Regions from separate parts of the Homo sapiens genome. Here region 1 is linked to region 2. Evidence: chromatin contacts called from ENCODE Hi-C or POLR2A ChIA-PET data. All regions are on one chromosome and are shown on one strand. Each heading gives the region's core, a stretch centred on a gene start or an enhancer-like site at or near the end of the contact. The rest is flanking DNA. Distances are from core to core; before and after follow the strand shown. Region 1 overlaps DENND1A (DENN domain containing 1A). Region 2 overlaps DENND1A (DENN domain containing 1A).

The links. Hi-C counts contacts between places; a loop is a spot of excess contacts on that map. ChIA-PET counts read pairs that join two places held with the same protein, here RNA polymerase II (POLR2A). Pooled maps may share reads with other maps.
Region 1: a map of esophagus muscularis mucosa shows a loop between it and region 2 (2.1-fold over the local background). The contact joins two enhancer-like sites. A Hi-C loop is called at or near these places in 1 of 168 maps with a recorded cell type or tissue (esophagus muscularis mucosa) and 10 of 50 pooled maps. POLR2A ChIA-PET finds 5 or more read pairs at or near these places in 2 of 52 experiments (both activated CD4-positive, alpha-beta T cell).

What each region holds. Positions count from the first base shown.
Region 1 is chr9:123,546,808-123,551,824 of GRCh38, reverse strand. The region is part of intron 13 of DENND1A (DENN domain containing 1A); the gene reads left to right. Among named protein-coding and RNA genes, the nearest start is that of MIR7150, 64 kb to the right of the region's middle. Within about 2 kb of position 2,389, at least 4 of the 41 ENCODE cell types and tissues checked have a DNase peak (open chromatin) inside an H3K27ac peak, as active enhancers do.
Region 2 is chr9:123,640,169-123,644,800 of GRCh38, reverse strand. All of the region lies in intron 9 of DENND1A (DENN domain containing 1A), which reads left to right. Among named protein-coding and RNA genes, the nearest start is that of MIR7150, 160 kb to the right of the region's middle. Within about 2 kb of position 2,065, at least 6 of the 41 ENCODE cell types and tissues checked have a DNase peak (open chromatin) inside an H3K27ac peak, as active enhancers do.

The DNA.
Region 1 (5,017 bases), core at 1,140-3,639, 93 kb after region 2:
GTTTGTTGGGGAGGCTGGGTGCCCGGCTCAGGGCGGGGAGGGCCAGTGTTGGCTCCCTGGTGATGTGTGTCTTCAGGGCCGGGTGAATTATTCCAAAGGACTCTCTCAGGGTCAGAAACTGAGATGCCAGGGGTGTCCAGTCACTGCCAAGTTCACCTCAGTGGCCTCCCACAGGGTCAGCACTCAGTTCAACTCCGAGTTGCTTCCCATCCGTGCTCTCAGTAATTCTCCATCCCAGCCCCTCACTAGCCCTTTACACACAGGGGATGGAGCGAAGGCTGCAGTGATTCCTAGGAAGCAGCAGAGCCAGCAGACAGCCTCCAAACCCAGGTTCCCTCCAACACATCCTCCCGCCTGTCTTTGTTCTAGTTTCCACATGTTCCGTGTTAGTAACTCTCTGCATTTCCAATACCAGGCACAGGTCGTGGCACCGTGTGTAGGTATCAGTGAATATATTTTGGAATAATAGACGGGAGAATGGGTGAAGGAAATTAGGGAATAGGGAAGCATTTGAGGCAGAGGGGCTCCACTTGGCCTCTGGTGCATACACATTGCATCCTGTCCTATCTATGGGCTTCAGAGGTTGCTGCTTCCTGATAGAGGGGAAGGTGTCTGCAAATCACAAGGGCATGTGGCCCATTTTTCGGTCACCTGGAGAAAATCAGATGCAAAGCCCAAGATATTTAACAATATCAGTCAAACCAACTTGTCCTTCTCGACTTAAATGACAGAGCTACCAGCAGCCAGGCAGCCCCATCCAGAGAAACCCCCTTTATCCATGTCAAGCGGCAGCCCAGGCTCCAGCTCATTTATTTAGGCCTTTCTTGCTCTCTGACACGCCTCCTAGCAGTTGCCAGGCAACTCTGGGAGTAGCAGTGTGTGTTAGGGATTAACTAGTTAGGGCTGGGGTCCTTTTTGGCAAGAAGGGGATAAAAGACAAATGAGTTTAATTGCTAGGCCGAGGGTCCTTTCTCTGCATGGTAGAAGATTGCAACTTTTGGAGGATATGTGTAGCAGTATGGTTCTAAAATTTGCCTTGAATATTCCTCCTTCCTAGAGAGAACGAAAGAATTTTTTAAACAATCTTTTACCTCACTCCTTTGTTTAAAATTATATCATCATGAAATCTGAATAAGGCTAATACACCCCCCTCGAAACACATTTCACACACGCTGGTCTCAGTTTTAAAGAACTTTTGCAGATAGATTTGTGTGCTTTCAATTCATCCCCTTTTCTGCTTAGAGTTTCTTATTTCATAACCCATGCTGCATGACGGTGCATGTGAGGGTTCCTCTCCCCATGTCTGGCCCACCGCAGGTCCTTGGTATATGTTAGGTTAAAGAGCAAAACCCATGGGTATTGGTGTTTGAAGACGCGTCCTCTTCTGTGCCAGTGTCTGTGGAAAGGCCAGTGTAGATGGAGCACTATGGGAGCTGTTTATTCAGCTAGCTTGTGTGGCCCTCTCTGGGCCAACCTGCTAGCTGGGCTTCCCTAAGATAAAGGGAACAGAGCTACTGCCCACAGGGAGCGAATGCTGGGTGGGGGCAGTAAGCAAACTGTTTAAACAGGCAGCAGCCAGCTCACTCTGGTCCCACTTGCTTAGTTCATCCCAAGAGGCCAGCTTCCAGATTCAGCTGTGGGTACACTGGTATCATCCACCTTATAGCCCATGATTTTGCATGTGATTCTGCTGAGTCATATTTATCCACCTAAAACCCCTGGAGGACGCAGAAGTTGAGATAAAAGCAGATTGATAGCCTGGCTTTCAAGGATGAATGCACGAGGTTGTGTTGGAGCAGGTTGGAAAAACACCACATATATCTGTGTCCTGATTGAGTAACCCTGTTGATCTCAAGTTGTTTATGAAAAAACAATAAAAACTGTTTTCGGATTTGTTTTTGGTGTAGTGGAAAGCAGAAAAATATTTTTAAAGTAGTAAAATCAAAACAGCACCATAGTCCCACTGATTTTTACTACATATGCCTTTTGTATTTACTCTTTATTTTTTCATTATGCAAAGGGTTTACATAGGTACAAGCAAATCTCAGTTAAAAGTTAGTTCCCCGCCCCCATTTAACAAGATTTCATATGCATTTTTACATAACTGCAGAATATTCCATCAAGTATAACTACCATAATTTCCATAACCACCCTCCCTTGTTGGACATTTAGGTTATTTCCAGTCTTTTGATATTATAAGTAATACTCCACTAAACATCTTTGTGAATAAAGCTTTGAAATGCTGTATTTCAAAGCCTTCTGAGTGGAAGAACTGAGTCTGTGAGCAGGAGCCTGACTGTGGGGGCCAACTTGTCACAGCATCGCAAGAAAGCAGATTTCGGTTGACTCAGCCTCGCGGTGGCTCAAGATGGAAAAAGAATCAAGAACCCTTGATGGGTGGGAGGGTGCGCACTCCCTGCCCTCCACACAGACAAGCAGAGGATTCCCAGAACACACATAAGGGATGTGACTAATTTGTCTGTGCCCCCATCTTGTGCTGAAAATAGGTTTGAGGAACCTTAAGACACTATGTACAGTACAGCAAGATGAGAGATAAGGAAGCAAGGAAACCGGGAGAAAGAGGAAACTGCATGACGCCTGGAAGGGACTGATGTGTGTGTGCAGCTGTGTGTCTGTGTGAGGCTCTGTGACCCTCCACACAGGTTGGGAGTGGTGGAGCTGGGACTCACCCCATCACACCCAGGTCTGTCTAAAGAGCCCATGCTTTAAGGAAAAAAAATGTAAAAAATACATATAACATAAGATGTGCTATTTTAACCATTGTTAAGTATACAGTTCATTGGCATGAATGGCATTCACAATGTGCAACCATCACTACTGTCTATTTGCAACATTTTTCATCACTCCCAACAGAACCTCTGTATCCAGTGAGCAAGAACTTCTCATTTCCCTTTCCCCCAGCCCTTAGTAACCTCTAGTCTACTTTCTGTCTCTATGAATTTGCCTATTCTAGATAGTTCATAGAAGCGGAATCATTCAATATTTGTCCCTTTGCCTGGCTTATTTTGGTAGCATCATGTTCACCAGGTTCATCCGTGTTATAGCATGCATCAGAACTTCAGCCCTCTTTAAGACTGAATAATATTCCACTATCTGTATATACCATATTTTGTTTATCCACTCACTTGTTAATGGACACCTGGGTTGTTTCTATGTTTTGGCTGTTATGAGTAGTGCTGCTGTGAATGTGTGTGTATAATTAATAGTTGAACACCTGCTTGCAAGTCATTTGGCTATATACCTAAAAGCGCAGTTGTGGGTCATCTGGTAATTCTACGTTTAACTTTTTGAGGAACCTCCAAAATGTTTTTCACAGAGTCCGTGCTTTTGTTAAGTGGGTAGCAGTGTCTGTGGGAAGCACGAATATGGACCCAAGAATATCTGTAGGAAAAGTTCATGAAACATTTGTTTTATTTTCCGGTATATTTTAGGCAAGTGGATAAGGAATTATAGCCAAAACCTACAGGCCGGAGCTAAGCAGATTCATTGATGGGGGAGTGTAAAGGGGACTGCAGAAGGGGCTGGTAACTTGCTAATTAACATTTTTTCCCATTTTAGTGGTCATCTGAAGTCAAGATCATGTCCTGGGAATGAAGCAAGGATAAGGGGAGGTGCTTCTGCCCCAGGACTTCAGGGACCATCACTATAGCTCTGTGGCTCTAAGTGGCTAAGGAGGCCACCGAATGTGATGGAAGGAGTATGGCCTTTGGAATCACCTGGGTTTTAATTCTAGTTCTGTCATCTACTAGAAGATGACTCTGGAAGTTACTTCACCATCCTGAGACTCACTTTTCTCATGTGTAAGATGTAAATAATGCCTAGCTAGCAGGACTCTTGAGAAAAATAGCAATAATATGCACCAAACACCAGCATAGTGCCTTGCTGATAGTAGATGTTAACTAAATGATAGTGACCATCCCTGGGTGACAAAGTAAAGGAGGAAGGGAAAGATGAGACTGCGACATTCTAGAATAGTGGTGTCCATACTTGTTCAACAAGTGCCCAAGAACCTGGAGCCATGCAAAACACCCTGAAATTATTCTGGCCCATTTAATTCTTTCTTTTGAACTAATTGTGAAAGTATGGCTTTTATCTCAAATGATACATAAAGGATTTGAAATAAATCACATATTTAATTATTTCCTTTAATATTTATTTATTTATTTATTCATTTTATTGCCCACCAGCAATTATGGACAAATAGGGGTGGAAGGTACCAAGAGTTGAAAATCAGAGTCATTTAAAAAATTACAGTCAGGTTTTGTTTTTGTTTTGAGACAGAGCTTCACTCTTGTTGCCCAGGCTGGAGTGCAATGGCGACATCTCAGCTCACCACAACCTCCGCCTCCCAAGTTCAAGTGATTCTCCTGCCTCAGCCTCCTGAGTAGCTGAGATTACAGGCATGCGCCACCATGCCCAGCTAATTTTGTATTTTTAGTAGAAACAGGGTTTCTCCCTGTTGATCAGGCTGGTCCCAAACTCCCAACCTCAGGTGATCTGCCTGCCTTGGCCTCCCAAAGTGCTGGGATTACAGGCGTGAGCCACCACACCCGGCCCTACAGTCAGTTTTTTAAATGCATATGAGAAAATATAATTGAGGCTTAATTCATCAAAACATTTGTTGCCTATTGAGAAAAAATGACCATTGTTCAATATTGGCACCAAATCTCCACTGCCCACGTCACAGGGACACTGATGTTGTTCAGAACCCAGTTTGAGAGTCTTGTTACCTTGGAGTCACACAATAAATGATCAATGAACTGGGAACCATTGTTCTAGAAGTAGACTGCCCAAGTAAAAAGTAGCTCTCTAAGTGAGAGAAGATGGGAACTAGCAGGAAATCCACTTAAACACTATGATCAATCTCAACTGAATGATTTCAAAGAGCATAACTGAATATGATCAAAATGAAATTTCCCATATGTTCAAATGAAATTCATATGAAATACTTGAAAAATAAAACATAGCTAGTATATCTTGCACCATCCTGGAGGAA
Region 2 (4,632 bases), core at 816-3,315:
TTGCCCAAGGTCATGTCCTAGTCAATAGGAGAGGTGGCCATGAATATAGGTCGTTATGATGCAGTGTCAGGGGAAGGAGGCTTTGGCTTCTGGAAAGGGAGAAACATCAAGGGATTACACACAAACTAATCGTAGCCCCTTCGAAGTGCATGCCTGGGAACCAGGTTATGTCTATTGGGTGCCATTACTTAACACCATTTTCCAGTCCCTTGTGCGGGAACTGTCACAGGAGCCAGAGGCATGTTGTTAGGAATAGCCACCCCACTAAAGGAATTTGAAAATTCTTGTAAAGAGCCAAAAAGATACCCTGAGCCAAATCTGGTGGATAAGGTAACTAGTGGAGCTAGGTGCTGTTGGTTTGGGTGAAAAATAAGACCTGATTGTATAGTACTTAGAGGTTTTTTTTTTTTTTTTTTTTTTTTGTAGCTTGTAAAGCTCCAAGACCACTAAAGAGCATTCACAGAATAAATGTGTAAGAATATCCTTAAGTAGATTCGTCCTCAGTACTTTATATGGGAGCCCCGCCGTTCTCCCCCACCCTTTTAAAGTTCTTTTAAGTTAACCTTTTGAGCCATCCATTTCCTATATGACAGGCACTATGCTAATCATGTATGTGATCATTTTTTTCATTCGTTCTTGCAGCAACCCTAGGAGCTTGTGGGTTTTCTTCTCCCTTTGCAGATGGGAATGTTAGCACCCCCGAAAGTTGATGTGCCTTGTCTAAGATGAGCAGCAGAGATGGAATTAAAACCAGGCCAGCATCCTTGCTGCCTCATACTTCCTTCTTGGTAACTCTTCATTGTCATGAATTCCCTGTGACACTTGTACTTAGAGAAATATTCTTAGCATGACCCTGTTGGCCATGGATCTAAAATAATATAAAGAACCTCTGCCTGGTCGTCGTCACCTTTGAACGCACACCTAAGCTTTTTACTTCAGATTCGGCAAGCCCTGTCTGTGCGCCTGACACTACTCTAGGCACCAGGAAACAGGAGGCAGATCTGTGAATTCCCATTGACACACCCAGTCTGTTAGCCACAGCTCCATTTCCTTAAACACTTCAGATTCCATTCCGTCTGCCCATGCCTTCTTAGACTTGGCTGTCTCCCAGCAGCTCCTGCACCCTATTCCTACCATGAGTGCGGCCTTGGTGGAGCCCTGGGGCGTATCTTCTGTAACTCACTGTGGTTTCAGGGTTCATATATTGCAGCTATGTATCTTTGTCCTATATAATAAAGAATAAAGAACCTTCCAGGGTTCATATGTTGCAGTTCCTTCGAGCAGTGTATCTTGGTCCTAATCACCCCCTTTATAATTTAGGGATACTGAAAGAAATTTGGACAACTAAGAATATCCAGTTAAATAATGACAAAGGCATATTTACTTTCCTGAGAAACATCTATTTGTTTTACCCAGCGGATGCTTTTCAGAAGGAAATATTGTATGGTGGCAAGACCACGACCTAATTAGCCTCTACACCCATAACCGAAAACCATTATTACTTTTCTGATGGTATCTCATTGAAGGAAGACAAAAAAAATAAACTGGCACCCTCTCTCTGTCAGTTTCTTCCTAACTGCGTCAACAAAAATTAGTCCCCAGGCATGTGGGAGCTGGGCAGGACCGGGTACCCTGTGGCCTGAGGAGTGGTGGGTGATACTTCCATCTCCCCACCAGCACACAGTCTGGTCCTTAGGAGATGTTTCAGTATTCGAGTGGAACATGGAGACTTTTCCAGCCTTGCCCCAGTCCTGTTCCACCACTCCCACCGACAGCATCCATTGTCTGAGTACCATCTGGTCTTGAGCCCTAAGAAAGGGCCAGTTTGTGGACTGGGCAGCTTTTCAGATTTGGCTTCGTTTTTGCTACTTTCCTGACGAACGCCACCTTGTCATGTTGACGCCAGCCTGTGTGATGAGCTGAGCACCTGAATGATGTGTGCAAAGCTTTCCTAGCTCTTCTGGACTAGAAAACACTAATCCTGTTTGCTTATCTGCCGCCCTTGAAGCAGAGATGAGAGTGGCAGTTGAAGGAGCTTTGAAATCCTGGAGCAGAGCCAAGGCCTCTTTGCCTGCACACTCCACTCTGCATGTTCCAGCCGTAGGAACAAACTGCATTATTTTGTTTCAAACTGTGCTCAAGGGAAGCCAAGACCTTGTAACTGGAAACTTACCAAACAGAGAATTCTAAGACTAAATTTAGTGTTCTATTTAAAAAATAAAATAAATCGAACATTGTGTTTATCTTTTATATGTTAAAAAGGAGAGAGAGTAACCTAGTTCACACTAACAACCTGAGAAGAGTATTCAAAGAAGTGAGAAGAAAACTAATCCTTTTGGTGAAGAGGGAAATCCTTAAGAAATTATAATGAAGTGGCATGGAATAGAGGCTTTGCAGCCAAACTTCCAAGCAGCACAGCCTCTCTAATCTCCGTTATATACAATTTTATTGTGGTCCAGAGAATATTTAAAACTGTTAAAAAATAAAGGAACTTCCATGGACAGAAAGTAGGAGAGAAGATTGGTGGGTTTTACTTATACGGGCATTCTCTGGCTTTAAAATGTATAGATAATTAATTGCTTGTTGAACTATATTCTTCATTTAATTATGTGTGAATTGGTTTTCTCTTATTCATGTTAAACTCTAATTGGAATGAAGAACCTTGAGATACCATAGAGACTCTGTAATACAGAGTATCAACAGGTTCATTTGTGACACTTTGATGTGACTTCAACCAGCCATGGTCTCTCTGCTAGCTCTTACCTTCCTCTCCTGCCTCTTCTCCCATTGCTTCAACAAACATCAAGCACTTTGGATGAGGCACAGGATTCAGATTGTCAGTGATTCCCCAGTTCTGATCCATGGATTAGCATTATGTTAGAACCACCCAGAAAACTTGTTAAAATGCAGGTTCTTGGGCACCATCTCCAGACATTCTGGTTCACAAAGTCTAGTATGGAACCATGGAATGTGTATTTTTTGAGGTTCCCCGGATGATTGATACACAGCCTGATTTGGAACCAGTGAATAGACAGTTCTCTAAGACAAAAACAATATTTATTCTTTGGTGGCTGTTATTTTGCATCGTTAGACTCATTTTCATGTTGAGACGACATAATAGAGACTGATCAAGTTCATTTAGAAGATGTTTATGCGTACCGACTGGCACTTAAAAAGCTCTTTGTTTCCATATTCTCTTTGGGAGAGCTTTGACTGGGGCCTTGGCTAGTCTAGAAAAGGACCATAGCTGAGTATAATCTGTTCAGGCTCTCAGTAATTTTACGGAATACCAGTGCAGTCCACCGGTGTAATTTGGGGTGCATGTGTGTAAACAGGTGATGTTTCTTTTTTTTTTTTTTTTTTTGCCATTTCATTAAATTCATCCGATTTCTGCCATGGCAGAAAATTTTATTATTTTAGTAATGCGGTCAAGTCATGAAATAAATTGTGTCTTCCTTAGATTGCAGGACTGATAGCTTCTCATATGACTCTTATGAATCAGAATTTTAAAGAATCAGAATTTTAAAGGATAATATTTAAGTCATTGACATCTTAATCTACTTAAAAAGCCCTGCACCCACTTTGGCAGACATGGCTGTCATAAAAGAAATTTTGAGCGCCTACTAGGTGCTTATGACACTGGGAGCAAGGACTCATAATTTCCTGTGTTGTTTCTGCAGACTGAAAGTGTGGTCACTTTGGTGAACCAAGGTAGTGTGATATGAGGTTAGACCATGAAATCATCGGTAAGTGCAGACACGGAGCACATTCACATTTGTTCTTTTCTGCTACCTTGATAGCTTCAGAGTCTACCAGCTAGATGTGTCAGACAGCCCTGCTGGAGGTATCTTTTCCCAAGAAAAAAGACAGCAGGAGTGGAGGAGAGAGTATCAGACTGCAAGTCAGGATGGCTTTGTTCCACTTCTGCCTCCGCCTTGTACTTAATCCACCATGTGCCACTTTCTAGCCATATGGCCTTGGGCAAGTTACTTGACCTCTTGGAGTCCCTCTGTCCTCTTCTGTGAAAATGGGGATAGTATTCACACCTACCTCAAGGTGGTTAAAAAGATCCGGTGACCATCCAGATATGAAAGCACAGAGCCCAGCACTGGGCGCACTATTCACTCTGTAAATGTTACCTGAGGCTGAATCTCATCCTTGCAGGCCATAAACCCCGATTTGACTCTCAGAAACAAGGAGAGCGATAAAGATCCTAGGAGACTTCTGAATATTAGGATCGTCGTAATAGCAGATAGGGAGTGAATCCAAGCAAAACAGAATAGTCACGGCAACTCCCAAGAGGTTTTGCGTACGGACCACTTCTCCCTAGTCATTTAGTCATTGAATAAATGGTCATTTCTCATTCAAGTCCTCACAGAGCTTGAGTGGCCTAAGAAGCTGCTGTGTTCTCTTGACCCACCCTTACCCCCTGACTGGCCTGTAGCTGGGAGGAGGACTAGCAGCTTCTCTGTCTTCAACCTTCAGGGCTCTGATGTCTCTGTCTCTGTGAAGCAGGCCTGATTCTTGCCCCAGGCAGAATTAATGATTCTTTCTTTATATGCTAACACACTTGAACCTCTATTATAGCATCTCTTTCATAATGCTTTTGTGTGGAAGTTGATTGTTTGCATT